7 separate regions of the Mus musculus genome follow, and all the other regions are linked to region 7. The links are chromatin loops, found by intact Hi-C in ENCODE. Cell type or tissue: heart. All regions are shown on one strand. Region 1 overlaps Gm39338 (a long non-coding RNA gene). Region 2 has its middle 28 kb from the start of Fdx1. Region 3 overlaps Gm32742. Region 4 holds the start of Rdx (radixin). Region 5 holds the start of Arhgap20 (Rho GTPase activating protein 20). Region 6 has its middle 14 kb from the start of Fdx1. Region 7 has its middle 17 kb from the start of Mir6244.

Region 1 (4,000 bases), 760 kb before region 7:
GAGACTGATCCCTCACATTTAATCTTTACAGATCTTTCTACTGTTCCTAATTTTCTTGGTGGAACTGTATCCATCTACTCCCTTGGACTTCTCACTAGATCTCCAGTTCTAAGGATGAGTGTACACGTTGCCTGTGGAATGCAGGAGGCATTCAAATGTTTAATGTGAGAAAATTTCTTTTAATGAAAATGAAGGAAAAAGTTCTCTAAAGGACTCTGCTCAGAAAAATAAAAACAGCTTACTACCCTTCTGAACAGCAATGAGAGAGAGAGAGAGAGAGGAAGAGAGAGAGAGAGACAGAGACAGAGACAGAGACAGAGACTGTTAACTGTGGCAGAGATCTGACCTATAACTAAGAGAGTCCTATCATGACTGACCAGTAAGACTATATGGCTCCTGGTGAAACTAGGCTTTCAGTTCAGCTTAGAAAAGTTGTTAAGCCAGGTAGTGGTGGTGTACGCCTTTAATCCCAGCACTTGGGAGGCAGAGGCAGGCGGATTTTTGAGTTCGAGGCCAGCCTGGTCTACAGAGTGAGTTCCAGGACAGCCAGGGCTACACAGAGAAACCCTGTCTCGAAAAACAAAACAAAACAAAAAAAAAAAAAAAAAAAACAAAAAAAAAAAAAAAGAAAGAAAGAAAGAAAAAGAAAAAAGAAAAGAAAACTTGTTAGGAGGCCTTGTTCTAGTCAAGGCAAGAGCGACCTTGAAAGATAAATGCAAAGGCGAGAAAAAGAAACAATGAAGAGGACCAGCGGGTCTGCAATCAGGATGGATATGAAGAGGAAGGAGAGAGAGAAAACTGTCACGTCTCCTCCCCAGATTGGACTGAAGGGGAAGAGTTAAGTGTGCCTTTCTCTGCCTTTGTCTGAAAGCTGGGCCCAGGGAAGGATGGAAACACCCGAAAGCTCATTCATGGAGATCTATGGAGCAACCCAATCAGCTGTTTGGTTTTCTGGGCTTGGAAACTAGTACAAATCTACGCTAAGCCACCCAAGACTGGCTTTGCCATTTAACCGCCTCATGTGCAGCTGACACGAAGGCAGGAACATTGCTTAGAGCTTTAGAAACTGTGTTGAGTACCTGTACTGAGTTCCCTCAGGCCATCTCTCCCAGCTGCTCTTTAATAAAGCTCACTATTCACAGGCCGGATCCAGATCACCATTCTGGAGAGGCCCTGATAATATCCATTGACCTGCTCTTCCAACCTTCCCAGAGAGGGTGCTTAGAGCTCCGGCCCCAGAGGTTGTTGTCTCAGTCCTGCTAGGCCAGGCCCCCTCAGGGTGTTCCTTAAATTGTGTCAAGGGGCAAGAGTTAATATTTGCCAGCACTTGAAGCCATAGGAAGAGGACCCTTCCCTAACATATTCTGAACAAGCCCCACAGAAATCTGTGCTCTGCCAAGAATGCATTTTTTTTTCTGGTTTGTCCCCTACCCACTGCGTTATCAGTCTCTGCATGGACTTACTTGCCTGTAGGTGCTAACTAGGGTCTACAGATATTCAGGATGATTCTAAGCTTGAAGAGGTATTTGGCAGAGCACCACGTCAAGAATAAGTTACTAAGGTGTGGGGTTTTGATCACGTACATTCTATCTATTCCTTGCTTTGGGACAGACACATTGGGCAAAATTACAGTCCTTGAACAGGTTGGCATTTAAAAAAATGCAGCATCTAATGATTTGTAGCTATTAGCTACAGGGAATGCAGAAAGCAAGCCATGAGCTTGGGGTAGGTCTGAGTTACTCCTGGATGTACTTCCAGCTTTAGCCACGAGGTGACGCCTCAACTCTATATGGAGCTCACTGGAGGACTTGTATGGCAGCTGGGCTAATCAGACCTTTCTGGTAACTACAGAGACACAGTCACGGAGGGTGTGGACTTTTTTCTTCCTTTAAATTCTGGACAAACCAACCTGAATGGTCCTTCGTGAGTGGCTGCGGGAAAGGAGGCCATTTCCCACCATTCACTGCAAAGTACCCCGCCCTCTTTCTCTCCTGTAGGAGGGAAGAAGGGAGAAGATTGGTGACCAGATGGGGCTGTTGAACTGCGAAAACATGGCTATCATTTATTAGCGTGCTCCAAGTTACAGACTAGATGGAACCAAGCAAACTCCAGCCCCCAAGAGGCTCTGGCTTATCATGGGGACACTCACAAGATAGTATCTAGCTTTTTCTCCAAGAAAGAGCTCTGATATGATGCACCTTGTGGTCAGGGACAGCCCTGCATTTGAGGGACAATCTAGTATGGGGATGGCAGCCTGTTCTTTGGGTTTGAAGGTCTAGCTGACCTTTGGGAGGCAGAAGCTCCTCAAGATAACACCTAAGGCTGGCTGCTCCAGGTTCCCCCCGACCCTTGCGCTTCTTTCTCTTGTAACCATTGCACATCTAACTGGCAGGTTTTTCCTTTTGCACACAAGCACACACGCACGAATCTTGCTTTGCTAGAAATACAACTCTTGAAATTACTTCGTTTGAAAATATTCGTGTCGTGTTTCCTCTGGCCAGGTGCTGCGCTTGTAGGTTTTGTACGGGGTGAGATACTGCTGAGAAATACATCTGCGTTGACAGCCATCTATAAGGAGGGCTGCTTTCTTCTGTATATGACAAATTCATCTGCTCCTGGAGTTAGTGTGGGGAGATATACAAGTGAGCAGAGAGGCAGAGTGCTGAATACAGGAGTCATCTATTCTGTATCCCATCCTAAATGGCATTCATATCACCCCAGGAAAACCTTGGGAACCACACTGGGGCTAACCTCTACTTTCCTTAGAACAACTCTCTTCCACTTACAGATTTGTACTTTAAGGACCGCAGGTTGTCCTTCATTTAGTGGCCTGCTGACTGATTGTTGGAGCAAAGTAGTGGCTGGAGAATGAAGGGGAACAGTGTCCTCCCTCTTGTCACAGGAATTCTGAATGCGCCCCTCCCCCATGGGTGAGAGGAGGGTTTCTTTGCTTTTGTTTTTTTTTGTTGTTGTTGTTGTTTGTTTTTTGTTTTTTGATTAGATATTTTCTTTATTTACATTTCAAATGTTTTCCCCTTTCCAGGTCTTCCCTTCAGAAACCCCCTCCCCCCTCCCTGGCCTCTATGAGGGTGCTCCTGCACCCACCCACTTCCATCCTACCACCTTGGCATTTGCCTACACTGGGACATCCAACACCCTCAGGCCCAAGGATCTCTCCTCCCACTATGTCCATCCTCTGCCACGTATATGGCCAGTGCCATAGTCTCTTCATGTGTATTCTTTGGTTGGTGGTTTAGTCCCTGGGAGCTCTGGGGGTCTGGCCTATTGACACTGTTGCTCCCTCCATGGGGCTGCAACCTGCCTTAGCTCCTTAGGTCCCTTCTCCAAGTCCTCCATCAGGGACCCCACCCTCAGTCCAGTGGTTGGATTGGAGCATCTGCCTCTGTATTTGTCAGGCTCTGGCAGAGCCTCTCAGGAGACAGCTGTATCAGGCTTCCATCAGCAAGAACTTCCCAGCATCCAATGTGGCCTTTCCTTCAGTCTATGCTCCACACTTTGTCTTCATATTTCCTCCTGTATTTTGTTCACCCTTCTAAAAAGTACTGAAGCATCCACATTTTGGTCCTCCTTCTTCTTAGGCTCCATATGGCCTGTGAATTGAATCTTGGGTATTCCAAACTTTTGGGCTAATATCCACTTCAGTGAGTACATACCATATGTGTTCTTTTTTTTTATTATTAGGTATTTTCCTCGTTTACATTTTCAATGCTATCCCAAAGGTCCCCCATACCCACCCCCCCACTCCCCTACCCACCCACTCCCCCTTTTTGGCCCTGGCGTTTCCCTGTACTGGGGCATATAAAGTTTGCAAGTCCAATGGGCCTCTCTTTGCAGTGATGGCCAACTAGGCCATCTTTTGATACATATGCAGCTAGAGACAAGAGCTCCGGGGTACTGGTTAGTTCATATTGTTGTTCCACCTATAGGGTTGCAGTTCCTATTAGCTCCTTGGGTAATTTCTCTAGCTCCTCCTTTGGGG
Region 2 (4,000 bases), 110 kb before region 7:
TGGTCTACAAAGTGAATTCCAGGACAGCCAGGGCTATACAGAGAAACCCTGTCTCAAAAAACAAACACAAAAACAAAACAAAACAAAAACCCTAATAAACTATTAAGTGGGGAGGGAATAGACATCCCTCGTTTTAATTTTTCTATTTTTATCATTGTAAATTGATGTTATAGTTGCATGTATTTATTGGGTACACAATGATGTTATGTGGTGCTGGAGACATGGCTTGGCTCCTAAAAGCACTTGCTGCTCTTCAGAGGATCCATATTTAGTTACCAGCACACAAATCATAAGGCTTAAGACCTGGTTTGTCCAGTTCTAGAGAATCCAATGCCCTCTTCCAGCCTCAGTGGGCTCCTGAACTCACATGGCATACATGCAAGACACATAGGTAATAAAAACCAAATCAACAAATTTAAGTAACATTATGACTTAAAAACACAATGAGGAACCAACCATTAAACCCCCTATAATTAGCATCTCAAATGCCTTATTTCTTGCGGTAAGAGCATTTGATGTTTTCTCATTATTCACCAGGCTTTGTAATATTTCAACATTTTAAAAGTAAAACTTGATTCCTCCTGTCTAACTGTGGCTATGTACCTACTGACCATCGTCTCCATATCTCTTTATCCTAGATTAGAAGATTAACAATTACCAATGTCAGGCTAAGCAGACTCTGTATAAAGAAGATATGATTGCATGCATCAGTGGTGAATAACAGCAGATAGATGTCATTAGATTTTCTTAAGATTTATTTGTATTCTTTTTAATTATATGTATGTGTGTGTGTGTGTGTATACATGTGGCTGTCCCCGTGAGGGTGACTCCTGGACTGCAGGAGTCCCTAGAGGCCAGAGGGGTGAGATACCTGAGACTAGAATTATAGACAGCTGTGAGATACCCAATGTAGGTGCTGGGAACTAAACACTGGTCCTCTGGAAGAGCAGCAAGTGTTCTTATCGACTGAGCCATCTCTCCAGCTTTTAAACTGAATGAATATTTCATAACTGTTCTGGAAAATAGGGGGAAGAGAAGTGAGGGAGAGCTGGAGTGGGAAAAGAAATTTAAAAAATCTCAATAATTTTCATTCTAGAATCATAGCCTATACACATATGCAAAGATCATGTACAAAGGACTTCATTATATTTATCACTGGAGAAGAAGTTGGAAAATGGAGATAACATAAATATTTGAGTGAGGCATAGTGCTATTCATTTATATTTCCAGCACTCAAAGAGACTGAGATGGGAGAATCACAAGCTTGAAGTCAACCTGGGCTACACAGTGAGACTATACCTCGAAACAGACAGACAGCAATAACCAAAAAGACTGGTTCGTCACATCTTAGTTAAACAGGATATGATGTAAATAAACACTCTTCAAATCAATCATCCCAATATGCTGGCATGGTATATGCCCAGATAATGAAAACAAAGCACAGACAAACACAAGAGACTCAGTGCACCAGGGGCTTTCCTCTGGCTGTGGCAGACTTCTGACAGCAGTAACTCAAGGGAAGAAAGTCGCATTTTTGCTCCTGGTTTCCCGGGACTATAGGTCACTATGGTGGAGAAAGCTTGGCAGCAGGAGCACGTCAGGCTATGGCTGTGGAAGCTGGTAGCTGGTCACAGTGGCCACTACAGTAGAAGCTGGTAGCTGGTCATACTGGCCACTACAGTAGACAGAAAGTCAAGAGAGCTACAGCTGAAACTCAAAGCTGGTATCGGCTTCAAGGGCCTGCTACCAATGACCTCTGTCAACTTGCCTGACCCCATGGTCAAAGGGACCACAAAGTCATAAAACAGTACCACCAGCAGGGGGCCGCATAGTCAAACACCCAAGAAACTGCTCATAGAGATTGATTGGCCTTGAGAAGGAGGCTGTGGAGGGGAAGGCAGGACAGGCATGGTCTCATATTTCACTGCATGCTATTTTGTCAGTTAAAAGTCTATGTTAGTGAGTATACTATTAAAATAAAAATTTTAAAGGAACTTTTTAAAAAAGAACCTTGGTAAAAGAAAAAAAAACCAAACCAAAACAAGTGTCTTCTAAACATGACCTTGGCACTATGAACTCAGGGTGGCTGTGGCTGCCTGCTCATCATCAGCCAACAGTTCAGCAGATGGGGGGGCGGGGGGGGGCGGCAGGCACACAGACCCCCCAACCCTGGCTGAGGAGCCCCTGATAGCTGATGGCTGCCTTGAAGTGACAGAGGGTCAGATTCCTTTAGGGGTGTGGCCTCTGGCAGTTGCCCATGATCCTGTGGTTGGTCCTACACTCATGCCTAGACTGGGAACATTAATTGGACTCAGCAGGTTATTTAAAAAAAAAAAAAGAAAATCTGACAGGAGTTAGGGGAAGAGGGAAGGGTGTGTGTGGTCATAATACATGAGATGATCAAAGAATACATTTTAAAATTATTTTTAAAAACCAACTCTCTTACTTTCAGCATGTTTCCTTTAGGTGGCAGCAACTGTATTTTCTGTGTGTGCAATCCAGCTGGCTTGCCCTTAGGACCAGATCAACAGAGTGTTTTCATATCTTGTTTTGTTTTTCCCTCTCACAAGGGAAAGAAAAAAAAATCCTTGGAATGCTAAGTATTCATTAATGAAACACATGGTCCAGAAATATATTTCTGTTGTACTATCCCAAGTCCTACTGTCATAAAAAGAAAGTCAAGACAGACCAAGAGGCTAGCAATCCCGGTGGTTATAAAGCCAATGGGAGGGTATTTACCAAACTGACAATGCTTGTTTGCATGGTAGACCAAAGAAGGGGTCGCTTGTTTTGCTCTGGGTTCTTCCAAATTTCCTACAGTGTGAAAGGTATTTCCTGCAGACTTGTTTATTGTAGTCCTAATCTGTGCCACTTTAGCCTGCTTAGGCCCAGGGGACCAAGACTTGTGTGCAATTGTACTCCAGTTGCCTTGCCCACGTTACTTGCACACCTGCTTAATGGAAGTGCATGGTACGGAGAAGTCAGAGCCTCTCATTCTCTCACTGACAGAGTCAATGAGGGTAAGTTCTTACAGAACTACTCCTGGTAGCTAACAGAAAGGGTATCTCTAAAACCAAGGCCGCAGAAGAGTCCTCTTGTCACTGGGAGGGTCTTGGGAGAAATTGAGCAGATCCTGCTGTGTCATTACAGTGCACAGGTCAGCTTGGCTGTGTGCTAGGCTTAAGAAAAGAGATCTGGCTGGGCGTGGTGGCGAACGCCTTTAATCCCAGCACTTGGGAGGCAGAGGCAGGCAGATTTCTGAGTTCAAGGCCAGCCTGGTCTACAGAGTGAGTTCCAGGACAGCCAGGGCTACACAGAGAAACCCTGTCTCAAAAGGCCAAAAACGAAAAACCCAAAAAAAAGAAAAAAGGAAAGAAAGAAAGAAAGGAAGGAAGGAAGGAAGGAAGGAGATCTGTTTCTGCTTTTTGAAGAGATGTATCAGCATGTTTACCTGTGAAACTAAGGACAAATCAAATGATACCTGGTGTGTAAATCTCCCAAACAGTGGTATCATAGAACACTAAGAAAAAAAGAGTAAGAATTTAAAAAATCCCATGCTGTATAATGCAGTTCTACCTCAGGGTATATACACCAAGACAGGAAAGTATATCTGAATGGATAATGGATATTTACACACTAATATTAATAGAATTATCCATAATAGCCTAAAGATGGAAGCAACCAAGTGTGAACAGATAGAGAAATAGATGAACAAAGTGTGGTAGGTGTACAAAGTGGAAAAGTATTTAGTCTTCAAAAGGGAAGAGATTCTCACAGTTGCTATAAGAGTCTTTAGACATTAAGCCAGTCACTAAGGAAAAAAATACCATAAAATTCTGCACAAATCAAGTCTAAAAAGCAGACAGACTTCCACAAATAGACAATAGAATATAAGTTGCCTGGAGCTGAGAGGAAGGAGAAAATGGGGAAATTCAGTTTTAAAGGTATAGAGTTTCAGTTTTGCAAGGTAGAAATAACTGTAGAGCTGAGCACTGGTGGT
Region 3 (4,000 bases), 940 kb before region 7:
TCACTCTATATAATGACATTTCCTTCCAGAAAGTTAACTATATTTAGCAAAGTAACTAACTATCCAACTAACTATCCCCACAGAGAAACCAGTTAAATCTGAATTTCAGGTGTATGAATACTTTTGATTAGTCCCATAAGACACTAAAACACTATCCAGTATTTACCTGAAATTCACATTTAACTGTACCTTACAACCTTACTCCCAAGCCTACATTGGTCAGGTTACACCTGAGCTAAACTTGACTGGGAACCGAAACAGCCCTGGAAATGCAGCCCGCCCTTGGGTCCCACTGCAGGAGGGCATACCTGGAATCTACGTCCAGGTCTCTGACAGACACAGGTGTCCTTGCCCTCCTCTGGCTGGGTGGCCTCAGAGCCGCACGGGAAACATGCATTCTGGCCGTGCCAGGGGTTGAAGAACTCCGAAGGGCAGAGGTGGCAGGAAGGGGTGGTATGGGGACCCATTCCAGAGAGGAAAGTTCCAGGGGGACAAGGGGCAGGTGTCGGCACAGAGCAGGGCCTACCTATGGGGTGGGGTGGGGGGGTGACAGAAAGGGTTAACACCCAAGAGCTGGTCCCTGTGATTTCCCAGGGCTCCTCTTCCCCGACATTAGTCATTAGCTCTCCTCACAGCTCTCCCCTCTCCTCAATTTTACTCCCAAACTTCTTTGTACAAATTTAATTTAAGCCTCTACCCTCTGGGCATCCTGGTGGGTCCGGCTCTCCTTTTGCACAGGCAATCTCACCTTGGCAGGCCAGAGGATGCTCTATGACCAGGCATGTGGGTCTCTGGAGGATGAAGCAGAAGGCAGCTATGAGGACCGGTACCTCTGGGAGGTTACCAAAGAAGAGACCCTTCATCTTCTGGGCAGGGGTAACAGCAGCAGAGAGCAAAGCAGATGTGGAGGTGGGTGAGGTGAGGCACCAAGGAAGGTATCAGGCAGAGGTGGAGAGATAGGGGAGGCAAAGTGATGGACAGGGTGACAGGCATGAGGAGACAAGATAATGGTGTTCAACAGAGGCAGAGTGATCTGGGCTCTGGAAGGACAGCTTCTGCCTGGTGGCAGCGATAGCTGTCAGTCACTGAATAAGTCATGAGGATGAAATCTGAGATATGGGTCCTCTGGGCAGCCTTGGCCCAGACCATGCAACTCCATGGCTCCTTTTCTCTTCTCCTCTACCTTTCCTCCCGAGCAGCATGAGCCAGCAAGCTTAGCATTGGGCAGAGTGAAGCCAAGGGTTGTTCCAGCATTTTCCTTTCACAAGGCCAAATAGTCAGACTCCTTTAAGCATTCTGGGTGCAAACCCCATGAGAGATAAGGTAGAGAGATTACAGTTTTTGTCTCTGCTACAGGACACACAATACAACACACACTCACAAACCCTTAGGGAGCCATCTAGCTCTTCCCCCTCATTTATAGTGAAAAAGTCGGAGCCCCATTCTGGACTGAAATTCAGTTTTAACAGATGGGTGACGCCGTTCAAGTGCTCCTAGACCATGCATACAAGAAGTCACTGGAAACTGCAAAGCAGCCAGAGTCCCTGGTGCAACCAGGTGATTCCCCAGAGAAGATGAGCAGTGGATGCGGCTGAGAAAAGCAGGCTCTCAAAATGGAATAATCCATTGCTTTATTGCTTATAAAAAGTGATAGTGGGTAATACTGCCCAGCTTTCTTTATGGCTGCTGTGAAAAATCACTGATGCCCACAAGACCAGAAGTATCGTGAAGAGCGTAAACCCAGATCAGGTTCAGTGCTCTGTGTGATGGATGGTTGCTTAGAAGCCTTCAGAAAAATTCAATATATCACATTGCAGTGAGGCCTAATTTAAAAGAGAGGGAGGGGGAGGAAGATGAAGAAGAGGAAGAGGAGGAGGAGAAGGAAGAGGAGGAGGAGGAAGCAGAAATGGATTTTGATTTGCCCTGTGTTATTCATCAATGTTCCCTTCAAGTAACTTACAATTGATTGCTTTTAAGAAGAGATCACCCACTTGACACCCAGACAAGTGACCCCAGTTCAAGGGAATTCCATTCACTTAACCAGTTTTGGTCTTTTGATCTATCATTATTTCGACCTATTATCTATTTTCTAGGCTCCTTTCTGGGTGTGGTGATACTTAAAAGGATGTCCTAGAAGCTCAGAAGGATCGATCGCTGGATGCTATTTTGCAGTCAGGGCTGGAAAGAGAATTACGAGGTGTAGAAGTAAAGGCTCCTTGTAGAGACTCTTTTGAGGGGGAAATTTAGATTTAAGTGCTCACTGTCCTCCAGGCTGATAGCTTCCTGTAGGGCCACTGCTTTGCAGAGTCCCTCAGCCTGTGAGAGACCCTTGATAGGCACCTGACTCTTTTCAGCTATTTTGTTGCTGAGCCGTTCGCCCTGCCTGCTTTTTGTCTTGCCAGTAGGTGGCACTGTGAGCTTGCAGGAATTGGTGAGCTGGCATGGACCAAGCAGTGGGGTGTAGGTATCTGCTAGAATGAGGGAGGAGAGAAAATGCTGTTAGCAGGTGTGTGTGTGTGTGTGTGTGTGTGTGTGTGTGTGTGTGTGTGTGTGTGTGTGTGTATGTCTTTTTAAAGTTTAAGCAGACACTCTTTTGAACGCATTTAAATATAGTCACACTAACCGGCCTTGGGTTTTACTCCACATTAGCCCAGCACCATTTTGCAGGCTCACCTATGTCACATAGTCCTTCTCTGGCATGAAGCTCCTAAGGGGGCTTAGTGCTGGGCCTTGTCTTTTTGTTCAAGTTGTCTGATAGCTGGTCACTGCCAGGCCTACTGTATCTCCCCTGGTTCCAACTATCACTTCTGTCTGTCCATCTGTTTGTTTGATTTTTGAGACAGGGTTTCTCTGTGTGACCCTGGCTTCCTGGAACTCACTCTGCAGACCAGGCAGGCCTGGAACTCAGAGATCCGCCTGACTCTGCCTCTTGAGTGCCGGGATTCAAGTCCTGCACCACCTTTAAGTGCCTGGCTTCCAACTGTCATTTCTGCCATTTCCTAACACTACCAGTTCCCAGGTTTCTGTTGGTGTCCTGGGTTGTCTCACTCAGCTTTGATTTTCTGTGGGTCTAACTACAAAGTTAAGTTTTTCCTGGAATATGACAGTAAGTATGTATTTTAATAAGCTTAGTTTCTAAAGAACAATTTCAGATTTGCAGAACCTCTTAGAGTTCCCGTGTGTCCCACTCCTAGTAATTATAGATACCGGGTGAGTACTTTAGCTAATGGCCATACTATGTTCACACTGCCTTGTCTATTCCAGGGTCAAACATTGTACTTAGTCATGTCCCTGCCTCCCTTTAACTGGGAAAGTTTCTCGAGAGTCTCTTTACTTTTGGCAATCTACATACACAAGTGCTCTGTAAAACAGGCCTTAGCTGGGTGGGATTCACTAGAAATCTCTATCGTCATTGGTCTGGAGTGTTTTTTATCTTTTAGAACACCACACCAATAAAGTGATGTTTTCTTTATAATGGAACAAAGACAAATGCTCTGAACATGGCATGACAGCACTTACGTTGCCCTTGGTCATCTGACTGTTAGGTTTTCTCCACTGTAATTCCTCCCTTGCCATACTGCACTTGTTGGCTAGAGAGTTCATTTGACCCACTCCACAGTCTCTCTCTCTCTCTCTCTCTCTCTCTCTCTCTCTCGTGCTCATATGCACTTTCTTACCTCTTTTGGCATCACAAGATCTCAAGCTCTTCTTGTCTCTTTCCTGCCGTAGCTGTTCATTCAATCAGCCATTTCCCCAGGGAGCTTTGACTCCCTTTAAGGACATTGGTTAGCATCCTGGGGTCTGGGTGATGGGTCTGTTTTGGTCCCTTAGTTTTAACTCATCTTTCCTTTCCCTTTCCATTAACTCTTCTGTCCCCAGACCATTAATTATGGAGGTTTCAAAGATTAAACCACACCTTCAACTCAATAACCTGACTTTGTCCAAATGCTTATGAGATACAGGCAATAGAGTATATATAGTCTTGGAGTTCACAGCCAAG
Region 4 (4,000 bases), 51 kb before region 7:
CACCAGGAGGCACACATACCAACACCACAGCATTGAAGGCTTTGGGATATTTTGATTGAATATTCAATACTTCATTTAAAAGTGCTAATATCTGATGTGAAGATCAAAATAAAGCAACGGTATGTGTGTTTCCTCTTTGATTTTGTATCTAATAGGTATTACTGTGATGGAGTTTTTAGTCTATTCCAGAGTATTTTCTTCAGATGTGTTCTGAGCTGTGGACCCTCTGAACGACTGACTCTCCCACCAAACTGCTTTTTAAATATTTGTCTCTGTTTCCATTTTCCCATCCACAATGTTTGAGAGTACCCTTTTTATCTTAGCAGCTTGAATACTATCTTTTACTTAAATATTTACGAATATGATGGCAACTGAAATGCTACAACTTGGGTTGCATCTGCTACTGCAGGACATAGGATAAGATCAGAGCTCTTAGATTCAGACTTTTGAGTCAAACATGCCTTTGGGGTTGGCCATGGCTCTGCCATTTCCTAGCCAGGTTATACTGACAACTAACTTTTTTGAAGCTCCCCTTTATTCATTAGCTTCTTTTAATGCCAATAATAGCTTTTACCTTGAGCCCAGGGTTGTTGTAATCATTAAACAAGGCAGTCATGTGAAAGCACTTCACTGTTCTGAACATAAGACCACGAATGAATGCTTCGTTTTCAGTTGCAAAGTGTACCACCGACTTCCGACTTTAGTTTGATTAGTGTACTACTTGGGACTCCCATGACATTTTTACTGTCCCTATCTTTGTTGCACCCGTGGGGAGAGGGTCCACAAGTATTCAGTTGGTGGTCTCAGAGAACCACCTAAACCTGTTTTGGCTACAAAGCACACAGCTGGTTCCCATCCTTGAGGAATTTGCAATCTAAAGACTTCTGAGATTAACCTGGAGTCTCTGGGGGCTTTTTAATTGTTTAGTGAGGTCTCTTGAGGGTGAAGGTGGTAGCTCACTGAGGAGGAAGCTCAGAGAAAGGATCTGCAGAGTCCCTGGAAGAGCTACTGTCTCAGGAAAGGCAAGTCTAAGGCTTCCCTAAAGATGGCGTATTTGTCCTGTAAGAATTACGTACATTCGCGTTATATTTGTATTGACAGTTCGTTTACGAAAGAGGTATTGAGTAAACGGAACGCGGTAGGCAGGTAAGGATTGAACCATTGCTGTGTGTACAAGTGGCACCAAGTGTTACTCTAAATCCCAGCAGAAAGTACTGAGGGCAGGCAGCACCGAGGTAACCCCACCAGAACGCAGCCTCGGTCTCTCTCTCTAGCGAGTGGATACAGTGAGACTATGGTCAGACTGGTAACTTTTTCCAAGTCTAGAATAATTTAGGTTTGGCTGCTCTTTGGGCCCTACTTCCAACTTTTTTTTTCCTTTCTCAGCCTACTCCTTCTAACCGCCAAGGAAGGAGTATCCCTGCTAACAACAAGAACAAAAAACCTGATCGCATTATAGGGTCATACCCACTGGCGTTTTGAGGGAAGTTAAAAACACTGCAAAATTTAAAACCAACCAGCCTTTCTAGCTGGTTAAAAACCTGCACACATTAATGTTCTTTTTGTTGTAAACACTGGGCCCACTTCCCTCTCCTAGCCCGGGATCCTGCAGCCTAGCACCGAACTGCACCCTGGAGCGGCTGCCGAGGGGATCCCCCCTCCTCCCGGGAACAGCTCCACCTCGGGGGCGCTGGAAACGCCCTCCGTGAGTTCCCTGGCACCAGCGGGAGTTTCAAGTTTCCACTCGCGGGGCGGGGGCAGGCGGCGGGCGCGCGGCGAGCTTCGGGCCGCGCGGCTCCGCTTCGTTCACTGCGGGCTTCGGACTCGGGCTGGCCCGCGGCGTCCTCGTCCCGCGGGGAAAGCTTCGCGAAGGCCCCGCAGCGCGTATTCTCCCCCCAACCCCCGGCTGAGGCCCACTCGATTCCGCCCGGGGCGGCCGGGAGACACGCTCGCGGGGTTGGCGCTCGAGCCCCGGCCTCGCCCCGCCACTGGCGGCCCGCGGGAGGAGGGGGCGCAGGGCGGCCCCGCCTTCCCCCCCGAGGAGGCGCCGGGCGGCCATATTGCCGAGCTGTCTGCGGCGGCTGCGGCGCGTCTTCTCTCAGGCGGCTCAGGGCTCGCACCGCCGACTCTCCGCTCGTTCGCCGCCAGCCACGACGCCCCCGCCGAGCCGCGCCTCAGCCAGCCGGCGGCGGGCAGGGAAGGAGCCACTCATTTTCGGGGTAAGCCCTGCTCGGCGCGCTCCCCCGTCCCAGGCCCCGGGGGCCGCTCTCCCCGCCGAGGCGCTGAGGTGGCGGCCAGAAGTTGCCGGGCTGTGGCGCCGCGGCCCGGGGCCTGGCGCGCCTCACAGACGGACTCGCGCCTGGCCGCCCTAGAGGCGCCGTGGTCGTTAACGGCTGAGCCACGCCACTTACCCGGAGTCTCCCGCCGCGCCGTCCGCCGTCGGCCTGGCCGCCCCGTGCGTCGGGCGGTGCGGGTTCCCGCCGCCGTGGACTGGGCCCGGGGCTCGGGTCGGCGCGCCCTCGGGGGCCGCATGGAGCGTAGGTCGCACGCTCTCTCGCAACCCGGGGACGGGGACCGCGAGGCTAGAACTTCTCCCCCGGCCTCCCGTTTGAAAGTCGGGGTGTTGGATTACTAGAGAGCGTGCGGACGCGCGAGCCGCGGAAAGGCCGTCGCGTTGCCGGGTCCCGCCGCGCAAGCCCGCGAGGCCAGGCCCGGGCTCCCGGCCGCCCTTACCTGGGGCTGCAGTCACGGCCCGCGCCCTCCGGGCCCCCCGGCTTGCCCGCACCGCGGAGTCGCCTGGCGCACAGTGAGCAGACCCCACCAGGAAACTCAGCTTTTCTGCCTTTCGGGGCTCCCAAACTCCCATCGCCCAGCCAAGTTTGAAAGGGAGTAGTGCGTTATTTCAGTTGAATAGTCCGTTCCTACACAGATGTTTCTGTAAACGTTGCCAGGATTCTGGGTGGTTTTGTTTTTTTTTCCTCCCTCCCCAGAAGAGTGGTTATTCATTGGAAATGTGTTTTAAGAGGTCAAGTTTATAATTTTTTTTTTTAAAGTACAGTTGAGATTTTGTAAAAAGAGGTGTGAGGGAGATGCCCGGTTGGCTGTGCGGAGGCACCAAGATTTGCATGATGTAAATGTAAAAGCCGAAGATAACAAGGGTTTATGTGATAAAAGAATACTTGGACACTGCAATCTATTGTTGACCGAGCATCTTTTTTTTTTTAATAGAATACTTATAAGACTGTGACGAAGCACAGAATAAACAATTGCCTTGTTCATTTTGCTGCATAAATAATGGCTTAATCTGCTTGCCAAAACTGCCCCATCAGATCTGAAAAGAGAGCCTAATGTTTAGGATTGCGGGCTTTTTTTTAATCTTTAGAATTCTGTCACTTGCACCAGTGTGTACTTTATCTTTCATAATAATAATTTCTTCAAATATGACAAAATGCAGACTCCTTTTCAGATTGTCAGTATGCTGTGAAAAGAACCACAGTGGCTTTCATTGCATAGATCCCTTTGAAAACTGTATTTTGGAACATTACTCGGGTAGTCATTAGGAAGTCTTTAGCTTGTCTGCGTGAGGAGGAGTTGCCCTCTGTGGGCCCTACAAACTCATTTGCTCATCTGTAGCTTCACACGGGAGAGAATGGAGGAGGGGCTCAAGAGATGTTTGTAGAGTAGATTTAATAGATTTTGCTGTGTGGAAAAAACACATGAATCTTAATTTTGTGGGGATTATGATTACCTGGGTAATTACACAGCTTCATTGCAGCATTTCTGTGTAATGGGTGGGGACAACAGGTTTGCTGTCTCCTTCTCTTAGTAGCTGTTAGTAGTTGGGGGTAGGGGGGATGGGAGATAGGTGCACCAACTGAGTTTTGTTCCTTGCTTCACCATTCCCAAGAGCAGAATGTATTTTTATTAACTGGTTTTTAATCTCTGGTGACTGGTTGGAAGACTTATTTTCACTTTTTCAATCTCTTAATATAAAATTATG
Region 5 (4,000 bases), 330 kb before region 7:
ATCCCTTTCAGCTCGTCAAGCACCTGGTATAATCGTCCTACATATGAAGAAACATCGCATGAAGTTTTTTAGTATTTGTGTTTTCACTACTATTCATTCTGATGATTGGCAAGATGCTGGTTTTATTCTTAGTGTCCATTGCAGGCCTGCTCCTGGAGCTTCCCAGATGCTAGTGCTTTGCTTCAAGGCTTGCCTCACAGTATTTTAGGTGCATCCTGCTTGTGTCTAGCATTGTGCTTCCCACGCTTCAATTGCTTTATCATCAGTTTCATGTCCTGGTATCACTTGCCTACAGCATAAGGATCCTGGTGAATAGAAAATGGTTTTCATCGTCTAAACAACACAAGGACTAGTCCAGGGTTCTGTCTTCCTCTGTATAACATCTCCCTCACACTAGACAGAATGATGGAAGTGACCTATGGTTGTATATAATAGTGTGTTTATCCATTCAAATATAAAAGGTTGTAAAAATTACTGCAGCATGCTTGGGTGCATGGTATAGAGAAGAGAAAAATGCAACTTTTCCTCTTAAAGCAAGTAGAGCAAACGGCACTGGTATAGTGTGGTGTGAGTTACTCAGAGAAGCAAAGCTTTCCGCAGCACGGAAAGCAGACCAGGTAGTTGAGAAGAACGCAGGTTCTGAAGCTGCATGGTCAGTTTCTAAGTTACCATCACTGTTCAAAGTCCTCGTGGCCTGCTGTTGTCTTCTATGTGGAGTGGGGGAATAAACGAACCCACCCTATCTGATACAGATGGGAGTTAATTATATCTGTAAAATACTCATAGTCTCCCATAGAGCAAACACTCAGCAAAGGCTTCCTGTTGCAATTGCTGGAGCTACTCTCAAGCCTGGGTGCCTGGAGCTGGGGAAGAGATAAACCTAGGAAGACTTCTCTCGGTTTCTGACAGTCCTGAAGATTTCCAGGACGATTCACCAGGTACCTTTTATGCCCCAGATACTAGACATTTCGGAGTAAAGTAAAAGAGGGTAGAGACGTAGCCTGGAAAATTCCCAGACACGAAGGACAAGTCCAAAGTCCTAGTGGGCTTCTGAAAGTATGACGATTTCAAGGTGACAGAGAACAGGGTGAGAAGCAAAGACACATAAGAGTCAGCAAGAAAGTGAAGTGAGGGTGGGGTGTGGGGGGGGGTCTGTCTTTCATTCTGTACTATGACATTTTTGGTTTATTCCACAGCAAGGAACCAAATAATGGTTTAGCAGGGCAGTGTTGTGATCAGACAGACATGTGTCTCTACTGTCGGCTGTTCAAACCCAAATTTCCTGAGTAGCCTTGCCTCGAAACTTAACGTGGAGAGAGCAATTTTCTGTGCTGTTCCAAGCTATTTCATCTTGGGAATAAAAAGACAAAATGAACAGTGAAAGTTTTCCACATTTGCTGGGGGAAAAGGGGGTACCTTGATTTGGGAAACTGGCTATTTCATCACAGAGATACTTCATAGTCCATGGGGCTCTTTGAATGACAGCCAGCTCTGTCTTGACTCTTCTGCATCTTTCTTATATCATTTGTGTGTCTTCTCAGTTCATTTAACTAACAAACATTTATTATGTTAGACACTGCCTTAGTATCTATCAGGTGGCAACAAAGAACAAGAATGTCTGGATGGCTGTGACTCTTTGGGCTAAGTGAACTATTTGGAGATAAAAGAATTGAAACAAACAAACAAACAAACAAACAAACAAAAATGAGGCAGATTAAGAAAAGCCAGGGTGTCCATTCACCAAAGAATTAAGAGATTAAGGCACCTGGGGGTGGTTCCAAGTGAATGAACAGAACTGCAAAGCCCTCTTTAAGCACAACCTATAAATTAGTGGGTGAAAGCCCTTCTCTGCACGAGGACCACAGCTGTAGCACCCCTGATTCACAGATGTATATACATATATATGAGATTTATTAAGCTTCCTTTTAACAATGTAGTGTGATGTGACTAAAATTAGCCTTATATTTCCACAACAAACAATCTTAGGTTTGGATGATTGTGTAGGTGTGTCTTTGTGGGTGTGTGTTGGACAGCATCCCCTAGCTTGGAACACTGCCCACCTGAGTTCTGTTCCTTATAACCTGCCCCAATAGCCGCCCAAACTGCAAGAAACCTCTTTTTCTTTTTTTCTTTTCTTTCCTTTCCTTTTCTCCCCCTTTCTTTTCTTTTCTTTTCTTTTTTCCTTGTCACAAAAATAAGCAGAATCCGTAACCATCTCGCAATCACGGAGTGATATCCTTAGTGATTTTTTTTTCACACTAGTTCTGATTCCAAGGGAAGAATGCCACCTACTGTATCATTTACACCAGCAGCCAGCCCTGCAAAGTGCGAACACTACTTAACCCTGGTCTGTTCCAACTGCCCTTTGATTATTATTTAGTCCAAAAAAGAGGGAGGGGTCACTATTTGGACTTACAGGAAGTTAGGTTCTGAGCTCGCGATATCAGATCAACGCTTCCACATATTGTTGCCTTCTCATAGATACTATGCCAAGTTTCAACCTCCTTTCTGCCTGCATTTTCCTCTTAATTGCGCTTTCTCCTTCAGAATGCAGGGTCCCTGCAGCTTGCTGCCTGCGAAGCTGGTGGTGCAGACATGCAAGGTTGCTTGTCCATGCTTGCTCCCTGTGACTGCAAAGCAACAGCTCTGGGTTACCCTGACAGGCTTAGCTAGCAAGCGTTCGATATTGCCCCCGAAGTCCGGCGATGCCACCAGGGCTTCCAAATTTGTCTAACTCCTTCTTCAGCGGAGCGGGGACCGGGTTGGGGGTGGGGGTGGGGTCCCTTCCGCAGTCCGCGAAAGCGAGGCTAGGCTGGCGGCCCCTGCACCACCTTCGAGCGAGCCGCGCTCGCTGAGGCTCCCGCGCTGCAGCTGCGCGGGAAGGGACGCTGGCGGGAGCGAGCGGACAGGCGCGCGGAGCTGCACCGGAGGCAGTGGTGCGTGGTGCACGGCGCGTGGCGCGCGGCAGCGAAAGCTTCGTACCCGCGGAGGCACCTCGCAAGGTTAGTGGCTTCGGTAGCGCCAAGCGCTGAGAGCTCGCTCCCGGCAGTGTGCACGGGCGGCGCGGGGAGGGCGGAGGAGGCGGGGCGGACGCGGAGAGGCGGGGCGGGCCGGGGCGGGGCTACGTGGACGGGCGGCCGCCCGGAGCGCTTGCTGCAGCCTGAGCAGAGTGCGGCGAGCGCGACGAGCGCGGCGCGGGCGGCGGTCCATGGCCCCGACGGGAGGCGCGCCGCCCGCACCCGCAGCTCGGCGTCCGGCCTGAGCGGACCGCGCCGCGCAGCCACCCGGTCCTCGGCTTGGGCTTAGCTTGCAGATCTTCTTCATGGAAGCGATGTCTCCGCAGCAGGATGCTCTAGGGGCGCAGCCGGGGCGCTCCTCCTCGCTGACAGGCATGTCTCGCATCGCGGGAGGCCCTGGCACCAAGAAGGTGAGGACGCCCGAGCGGGAGGGCCCCTCCATGGGCTCGCGCCTTCCACGGGTGCCTGGTGCTGAGAGGGGTTAACGGTCCCCGCGTGGGGTGGGAGGGTCACCTCCCGGGATCCCCGCTGTCTTCTCTGGTGGAAACGGTCTCGGAGAAGCCCGTTGCCTCTCCATCTCTGACCCGGGGAGTGCCTCCCTGCGAGCCTCCCGAGGTAGTCTTAACCCGACAGCCTGAGGAAGGTAGGCGGCCCCGGAGGGGAGGGATGATGCGCCCACCCAAGGCCTCCAGGGGATGTCGGAGATGGGTGCCGTGGGCTACACTGTGGGATCCGGAGGTTTGACTCGGCCTAGATCTAGGCTGGCTGGCGGTGGGCGGGCAGTTTCCGGAGGTCCCAGCGGGGCATGGGGGGCTTGGCTCAGAACCACCCCCTGAGAAGGGACGTTTGCATTTGCCTGTGGGGGCGGCGCCCTTGTTCCCTGACACCCGAAGGACTGATCCGGGTAACTACTTGTAGCTTTTGCTGGTGATTGACTGGTCCACGGTGCAGCGGGAGGATTTCGATAGAGGTCAGGAGTCTGC
Region 6 (4,000 bases), 120 kb before region 7:
GAGTTCTATTGAGATTTTATTTATTGTATATATGTGAGTATACTGTTGCTGTCTCCATACACACCAGAAGAGGGCATTGGATCCTATTATAGATGATTGTGAGCCACCATGTGGTTGCTGGGAATTGAACTCAGGACCTCTGGAAGAGCAATCAGTGCTCTTAACCACTGAATCATTTCTTCTGCCTAGGAGTTCTATCCTTTACACCACATGTAGTCAATTGATCAGTACTGCAGGCTTTCCTTTGCTATCTTTAGGGATTTTTGCAAATGGCCCCTCACCAGTTAGTCTTTGCTTATCATAAACAGCATCTACTCTCTCTCACTCCCTGCCTCCCTTCCTTGCTTTATCATTACAGCACTCATCAGCCCTTCGCACGCATGCTTCTTTTGTTTCCATGGCAATGCTTCCTACCCTCAGAATTTAGCGATTCTAATACTGTACTCCCAATGTCTAAGTCAGCATTGTGTCATTGTACCTTTCAGTAAGTATTGCCTGGGACTTGAGAGTCTAAGTCAACTGAAACAGACAAAAACTCATTCAAGTGTCTGAGATTCATATATATCCCAGACCAGATTTCCTTACATAAGGTAGAGAAAAAGAGTGTAATTGTATAAATGATGTATCTACCTAGAGGATTTTTCAGAGAGACAAAGTTTGCATATTAAAAACAGCAATCAGGGCCTAAGAGACTGTAGCATTTTCCGAATAAAGCCTAAAAGCTGGGCTGATCTCTAGAAACCACACGAAAGTGGAAGGAAAGACCCAACTCTACAAAGTTGTCCTCTGGCTGCTACATGTGCCGTGACAGTTGTTTCCCTAAGTAATATTGATGATAATGCTAAGAAGAACAAGCAGTTGAGTATCAGTGACACGGGTGTAAGGTGCATCTTCTGAGAGCTCCTCCTAGCCCAGGTAATGAAGTCATGTATCCATGAGGCACAATAATAAGGTCTGGCAATTCTATCTATGAATGAGCAGACAGTTTGGAAGAAGAAACACTACATCTAAGTGCTACATACTACATTTGTATCGTATCACCTCCATCTCCATTAATATGTTGAAATCCTACCTGATCCCACAGATAGGAGGGTCGTCCTCTTTGGAAGATGATTACTACTGGGTCAAGTGGGCAGATGTCCGTGAATTGGATTAGTGTCCAGTGAAAAAGACCCTACAGAGATCCTCTAGTCAACCTTCCTTACCGTAAAATTGTTTTCATTGCTTCTTTATATTTATGAATCATAATATAAATATGTGCACTTTCCAATGGTCTTAAGCAATCCTTATGAAAGGGTCATTCACCCCCTAGGGGTAGAGAGCCACAGATTGAAACCTCTACAAGGTCTTCTACCATGTGACATACCATAAGAAAGTGTCATCTGTGAGACAGCTGGTCCTAACATCACATCACATCTGTTGCTCTCCTAACCCTCTTTGCCAGCCTCTGTAGCTTGGGAGGGAATCTCCCAAGCAGATCCAAGTAAGGACAGTGCTGGCCACTTCCGCCCGCTAGGTGGAGCCCGAGGAAACAGAAAACAGTCTCTGGTAGCTTGCAAAACTGGAGATTCCAAGACCAGCCCTGAAGGGCATGTGCCAGGTCCAGTGGCCTCCTCAGTTGGTTGGAGTCAGGGGAGGGGAAAGAGTCTGAAATGAACTAACAGAGTAAACAGCAGGCACAGCAACTCCAGGTACAAAGAATAACAAACCAGTTTAGTCTGGAGCTGAAGGGCGTGCTTTTGTTTTCACAAAACTTTGAACCTTAGAAATGAGGGGGTCAAAGGTGCATTTGGGACACTCTCTTGATTAGAAGTAAAAGATTAATAGTTATATTAAAATTAAACCTATTGCTGACAGGATAGCTCAGTAGCTCTTGCCACTAAGCTTAGATGTCCTGAGTTCGGTTCTCAGGACACACAGACAGACTCCCTGGGGTTGATCTCTGACTTCCATGCATGCACATCCATACTCTCACACAAACAAGTAAAATAGGTGTGAATTTTTAAAACATAAAGTTTTAGGCTGTAGCTTTAGAACAAGTACATGGAGGAGAGGAGAAAAAAGGTATTAAGGAGGATGTTTGTAATCCCCCCAACTAGCTGCAGCTGGCCAATGACACCTAGGAGTATAGTTCTGCATAATTTGATCATTGTGATAGTTAAAAAGTTAACAAAATGTGTTGAATTATATTTCACAGATATGCCTTTTGACCGCTTTAAAACGTGTCACATATCTCATCATCAGAAAATATCACACAGAGACTTGCCAACAAAAGGAAGGACCCAAGAGGCAGGACAATCTTGGGTTCAAAGGCTGCCTGGGCTACATGGGAAGTCCCGGTCTCAGAAAATAGTAAAAAGGAGAGGAGAGGAGAGGAGAGGGGAGAGGGAGAGGGAGAGGGAGAGGGAGAGGAGAGGAGAGGAGAGGGGAGAGGGAGAGGGAGAGGGAGAGGGAGAGGGCCAGGGAGAGGGAGAGGGAGAGGGAGAGGGAGAGGGAGAGGGAGAGGGAGAGGGAGAGGGAGAGGGGGAGGGGGAGGGGGAGGGGGAGGGAGAGGGAGAGGGAGAGGGGGAGGAGAGGGGGAAGGATGGATGATTATGATGCTTTTAGTGCATATGCAGCTGGGTGAGGAGACACTGAGGTTCCAACATAGCCCCCATCTCCTCTTTTCATCAGCCCAGAGTAAGCTGAATGAAGACGATAAAGACCTTGGGAACTTGATAATATTGGCTCAGCAGCCTAAGGACCTCCATAAGTTGAGGATTGATGTCTTAGTCTATCCAGTCTACTATAACACAATATCTTGGGCCGGGCAATTTACAAGTAATAGAGATTTGTCGCTTACAGTCCCAGGGCTTAGAGATGCCATGGTGAATGCACTAGTAGTCTGGATGTTTCATTGTTGTGGATGGGCCTGGTGCTGTTTGTATTTTGATGCTAATTCTGCTCTCCTGGGAGGGGCTTCAGACAAGGAGTGAGTCACACGTACTCAGATGACTTCTTGTGAACCAATCCCCTAATGAATAAAGGAACCAATCACTGGGTGAGTAGGCGGGACTTCCAGGTTGGACAGAGGAAGAGAGGTAGCAGGAGAGAGCTAGGTACTTTTGGACGGGGATAGTGTGAGGACAGGGATAGCATGAGGACAGGATGTAGCTACTAGTGTCTCCTAGTTTCAATGGCAGATCTGTCAGGATTCTCCACCAGAGGATTTAAATTTAATAAGGTTTACAAGAGTAGGATTCCTTTCTGAACTAAGTTTGTGTTGTGTTTTCCTTCACGCGGAGGTTCATCCAGGTTCAGGAGAGAAAGTTATGGCAGCAAAGTGTGGGTTTGCTGGAGGTACACCACAAAGGCCGTGGGGGGTTTGAAGCACAAGGTTGGCATGGTAGCAAACTGCCAGTGGGAACCTAGCAAACTGGGTGGAGAGATTTTGGAGTTCTGAGTCAGAGTCTCCATGAGAGAAAACAGGTCGGCCACTGCCCACCCATGCTTGGTTGGCCAGACTGCTGGAGCAGCGGTATAAGTGCTGGAGCAAGTCGATTTTGTTTTGTTTTGTTTTGTTTTAAATATTTCCCACAACATTTCATATATTATCCAGACATTGATGTTTTCCTCTCTCTTTTCTCAGTGGTAGGAATCATAATCAGGGCGTTGTGAATGCTATGGAAGTGCTCCACAACTGAACTCTACCCCAAGTCTTAGATAGTGCCTCTTGCTGAGTTCTCGTGTGACTGCATGACAAAAGTGGGAAAGCAGGCTTGCTTCAGTTTCCTTTAGAGAGGCACTAATCCCATTCAGGAAGGCAGAACCCTCAGGACTTTGTTGCCCATCCCCCCTCTCAGAAGCCCTGTTTCGTTGTTTGTTTTTTAATTTTCATTAGATATTTTCTTTATTTACATTTCAAATGTTATCCCTTTTCCTAGTTTCCCCTCGAAAAATCCCCTATCCTATCCCCCACCCCCTGTTCTTCAACCCACCCACTACCGCTTCCTAGCTCAGG
Region 7 (4,000 bases):
TGAGTAATCCTATTCTTCTCCCGAATCTCCCTGCCCTGATCCGATTGTAGCAGACTCCAGTCCGCTGGTGAGACTTACCCCTGAGCTTTCTGTTTGGCTTATTAAAGTTTTTATTTCCAGCACCATTTAAGTTGGTCTCTCTTCAGTAATTCTCTTCTTGTTTCCTATTTTCATATCCTGGATTAACTTCCAGGTCCCCTCCCCTCTTTCTCCTTCCCTCCCCACCTCCCCCTTCCTTCCTCCCTCCTTCCCTCTTGATGTATGTTCATGTCTTGAGTAACTTGAACACAGCAATAGTCATTCTTTTGAATTCTTTGTATGGTAGTTCTTCCGGGTCATTTTTGTTAGGTGTCATTATTATGGGATCAGAGACTTGGTTGGGAGGCACATCGTCCTGTATTTTCTTATCTTTGCTTCTACACTGCACACCTGGGCCAGTCTGCTGGCAGTTTTCCTCTGCTGTTTCTTTCAGGGGAGGTGATTTCCAATGTCCTGGAGAGGACTAAGTCAGAGTAGGGTTGAAAGCTCCCCTCCCCTCTGGCTGGTGCAGGGTGTCCTGGAGTGACCTGGGCAGCCTTTAAGGAGGGAGGGAGGGGCCTCTTCTCATGCAGGAGCCCTGCATGCTGGGCTCCAGGAGAAAATCCCTGGAAGCTGCAGGTGGGCTTGGGGGAGGAGGCCATGGCTGGCAGCTGCTGTGTGTGGTGTGTCGCTGGCAGTGTGGATGGAGATGGACCCAGGCAGGGGTGCCAGGTCCTTTGCTTGCCACAGGAGGCTTCTGGTTGTCATTGCTGTTTCCTCTTCAGATCTCACTATGATGCTCTAGTAATCAATATGGCGTCATTGGTCAGTACCATCCTGCTTTAACAGGTCTGCATCCCTGACATACGTAGCTTACTTCTCAAGTTTCTTCTCTTCATCCCGATGAGAAATCCCCAGTGGATCCAGCTCCTTGTGTAGATCTTGGAATTATTTTTGTTTGAATGGTTAAAAAGGTTTTGAGGAGAAATGTTTGAATAGATTAGTCTGGGAAGAAATTACATTGGTCCAGTTTTAAAGGCTCCCAGAAACAATGACATCATCTCAATGTATTGGCGTCTTTCCTCATGTGGTTAGGTAAAGTTGCTTAAGTTGTTACAGTGACATATGTCTTTTTTGTTAGGTTTATTATTAATAGTCTTATCTCACAGTCTTTTAAGGGTTGTAACTGAAAGTATTCTGGCTACGGTGGAGGAATGAAACTAGTTTGTGTCCGCTGGCCTTGAGAGCAGTCCCTGCATTCCTGTTGTTTTTAAAAATAATTTGCAAATTCTTTGGGGCATCCTAAATTTTCTGCAATAATGACAGTTTTCAGTCTTTCTTCCCAACACTCATCATTTCCATTCTATGGCTGATTGGATGGCTTTTCCAATTCAGTGCTGACTGCTGTTGGTTTCTATTTCCCTTGAGATCAAGGTTTCTAGCATTATAACACGCTGTGTTCTAGGGTTGGGGACTTGACCCTTTACCAGATTAATGAAAATTCCTTTTATAGGCATATTCATGTTTTTGCTAAGAGGTTTGTCTACAAAAGAGGATTTCAAACCCATCTCATTGTAATTCGTGTGTCTATTGAGATCACTGTCCCAAGAATTTTTGGTTAATCTTCTAAACTAGATGAACATATATCTAATGTGAATGCAAATTTATGTGTTTGAAATAACTCGCTATAATATATGTCCTAGCTCTGGCCAGTGCTCCACAAGTCCCGAGCCACCTGCACTGTGACTCTCCTGCCAGTCTGGTCAGTATGTCCCTCCCTCTTCTCCCCTTCAGAGGAGCGGGTCTTCAATGGGAGTGCGATATAATAGCGCCACCTGCTGGTCAGCTTGGGGATTTCTGCCCTCTTGCTCCAGGCTTCCTTTATTAGCTCTGTCTTCTCCAAGTCTCACCCCTTTCTCTTCACTCCCCGCCCTCCTTTATCTAAACGTTAACATGCACATTAAATCACTCCTTAATCCCTTTGCTTTCCTTCTCCTTTTGCTCCTTCACCCATCTAAGCCTCCTTCAACACTGGTTAATGATGGAGACTGTAGGACTGCCAACCAAAGGAAAAAGTACAACCAACCACATATTTGAAGGGGCATTTGGTACCACTGAGAGTGCCAGCTCTGCTCAGCTAACAGCTGACATCCTCCAAGTGCTTGAAGTCCCTTTAAGATGTCCTCACGTTTCTATTGCTAATCATTTTCTAATTAATCCTGCTCAGTTTAACAAGCTCAAGTAATAAAGACAATTATTAAGCTGTTAGTAACTCTCATTATTTCTATCCTTTTATTACCAGATTTGACAAATTTGGAGTTTCTTCTGTATTTTACTGTAAGGGCTCCGTTTTCATTATGGGTTCAATGACTTGGCTGCAGAACCTCCATCCACTGTAGTTTATAGGGTGATAGCCCCAACAGGTGCCTTTTTGTACACAACCCACTTAGGAGACAGAGACTTCTCTTTCTAATTGCTTAGCTCATCAGTGCAGAAAATGCCACAGAGCACTAGCAGGGGAGCTGGCTGGGGAGTAGGTGTGGCCAGCACAGTAGTTTCTTGGTTGGGTTAACCCTCGCCTTGTTTTTGGTCTGTATCTGAGAATAAGGAATTCGCTTCGGCCAGCACTGGGCTCCGTAGCCAGTGCCAGTGCAGCTGTGAGGACATCTTGTTGCTTCTCTTCACACGCCAGCCTACTATGAAACAGTGATAGTACACTGAGAAGTCTTGCTCATTCAGAGACAGCAACTCGTGTTTCTAAGTAGGCACCACAAAAATCTTTTAGATCCATTAGACTGGTTGTTCCCTCAAGGCCATGAACAGTTCCTAGATCATGGGACATATTGTAAAATAATATAGAAAATCTGGGCTGGAGATGTAGCTCACTTGTTAAGAGTGTTTGGCTAGCTTGCAGGAAGCCCTGGGTTCCATCACCAGCATCACATGGAACCAGGTGGTGGCACACATCCATAGATCCAGCACCTATGAGGTGGATCTTGAAGAACAGAAGTTCAAGGTCACCCTTAACTACACAGTAAGGCAAGGATGCCCACTGTTGAAAGTTCTGATGTGTATGGCTTTAGAGCCATGATGGTTGTAAAACCAATCAGCCTGTGCATGGTTGCTGCGGTTCTTAGAGAACCCTCTAGCACCTGCCTCAGCTGTTCTTACTTCCACGGTCGACTAGGAGAGTTTCAAAGGTGAACTTTAAGAAGAGATAGAAAGGGTATCAGGTTAGCAGCTGAGTCCCGCCAAGCCCCACCCCCAAACCCCCTAGCTTTGAAACCTCTGAGCATGCTGCCCTCGCCCCACCTCGCTTACCCATGTGCCCCTCTGCACTCCAATTTCCTAACCTCTTGATGTCTCTTTCAAAAGGTGGGGACCCAAACTGTATGCACTGTTCCAGATGCGTTCTTGCCAAAGCAGCATAAAGCAGATGTAACGGGATGGCACCTCCCTCCTCATGAGGTAAGCAAAGCTGGCAGCTGCTGCTGGCATGATCCCATGCTCCCAGGAGACATGCACAGATCCTGGAGGGGGGGGACCCCTAGAACCGATGTCTGCTCACCTGCTGACCAGAGCCTTTAGTTGCGGTCAAGCTGAAGGAGCTGAGCCAGCCCGTGCTATAGCGTCCCGTCCTGCGTCATCTTGACCTTCTTGATAGTCCGCGTCCGCCAGGCTCTTCACCAGTCAAGGACACCATCCTCCGATAAATCACTCCGCTGTCAGCTCGAGTTTATGAAAGTGAGATTTTTATCCGTGACTATGGTCAAGTGATTATTGTAAGTGCTATTTTAGCTAGGATGGTCTCTTGTTGTATTTTGGAAGACTCTCTGGATTCGTGAGAAAGGGGTATTAAGAGTGCTCCCTCGCACGGGACACTTCCGATTTCCCAGGGTAAGAAAGTCATCCAGCTGTGTTGTACATGCGTGCTGAGTGAGAAGGTCAAAGAACTGGTTCATAAGCTTTATTAATAAAGTTA

What was found. A loop is a pair of places that touch in the nucleus more often than their neighbours do. Peaks named below come from ENCODE experiments on the same cell type or tissue, not always from the same donor. Only the 100,000 strongest peaks of a DNase experiment are listed, where the experiment ranks them.
Region 1: it touches region 7 in a loop (5-fold over the local background); 10 of 42 quality-filtered maps call a loop at or near these places.
Region 2: it touches region 7 in a loop (6-fold over the local background); 35 of 42 quality-filtered maps call a loop at or near these places.
Region 3: a loop joins it to region 7, with 13 times the contacts of the local background. A loop is called at or near these places in 4 of 42 quality-filtered maps.
Region 4: a loop joins it to region 7, with 2.0 times the contacts of the local background. A loop is called at or near these places in 5 of 42 quality-filtered maps.
Region 5: a loop joins it to region 7, with 5 times the contacts of the local background. A loop is called at or near these places in 3 of 42 quality-filtered maps.
Region 6: a loop joins it to region 7, with 6 times the contacts of the local background. A loop is called at or near these places in 26 of 42 quality-filtered maps.

Annotation. Positions count from the first base shown.
Region 1 is chr9:51,333,706-51,337,705 of GRCm38, forward strand. The region is part of intron 1 of Gm39338 (a long non-coding RNA gene); the gene reads left to right. Among named protein-coding and RNA genes, the nearest start is that of 1810046K07Rik, 6.8 kb to the left of the region's middle. In heart, a CTCF peak has its summit at 1,771; a DNase peak (open chromatin) is centred at 1,776; H3K4me3 peaks cover 213 bases.
Region 2 is chr9:51,989,202-51,993,201 of GRCm38, forward strand. No RefSeq gene overlaps it. Among named protein-coding and RNA genes, the nearest start is that of Fdx1, 28 kb to the left of the region's middle. In heart, CTCF peaks have their summits at 1,816 (motif pointing right) and 2,461; no DNase peak of the experiment used is centred here.
Region 3 is chr9:51,159,517-51,163,516 of GRCm38, forward strand. Gm32742 reads right to left here. Exons shown (of 31, transcript XM_017313740.1): 2 at 749-791; 3 at 309-526. The coding sequence starts at 467. Among named protein-coding and RNA genes, the nearest start is that of Gm32742, 7.3 kb to the right of the region's middle. In heart, a CTCF peak has its summit at 2,385 (motif pointing right); a DNase peak (open chromatin) is centred at 2,405; H3K27me3 peaks cover 2,117 bases.
Region 4 is chr9:52,046,214-52,050,213 of GRCm38, forward strand. Rdx (radixin) reads left to right here and starts at 1,728. Exons shown (of 14, transcript NM_009041.3): 1 at 1,728-2,219. It also overlaps the pseudogene Gm6981. In heart, a CTCF peak has its summit at 1,665; DNase peaks (open chromatin) are centred at 1,858, 1,978 and 2,558; H3K4me3 peaks cover 3,407 bases; H3K27ac peaks cover 3,208 bases.
Region 5 is chr9:51,762,185-51,766,184 of GRCm38, forward strand. It overlaps Arhgap20 (Rho GTPase activating protein 20), which reads left to right and starts at 3,167. Exons shown (of 15, transcript NM_175535.4): 1 at 3,167-3,427. The coding sequence starts at 3,323. It overlaps Gm40520 (a long non-coding RNA gene), which reads right to left and starts at 3,244. Exons shown (of 3, transcript XR_870739.3): 1 at 2,417-3,244. In heart, a CTCF peak has its summit at 2,310 (motif pointing left); DNase peaks (open chromatin) are centred at 3,167, 3,197, 3,727 and 3,917; H3K4me3 peaks cover 1,903 bases; H3K27ac peaks cover 1,410 bases; H3K27me3 peaks cover 2,451 bases.
Region 6 is chr9:51,976,075-51,980,074 of GRCm38, forward strand. No RefSeq gene overlaps it. Among named protein-coding and RNA genes, the nearest start is that of Fdx1, 14 kb to the left of the region's middle. In heart, no CTCF peak of the experiment used is centred here; a DNase peak (open chromatin) is centred at 1,527.
Region 7 is chr9:52,096,978-52,100,977 of GRCm38, forward strand. No RefSeq gene overlaps it. Among named protein-coding and RNA genes, the nearest start is that of Mir6244, 17 kb to the right of the region's middle. In heart, no CTCF peak of the experiment used is centred here; a DNase peak (open chromatin) is centred at 1,854.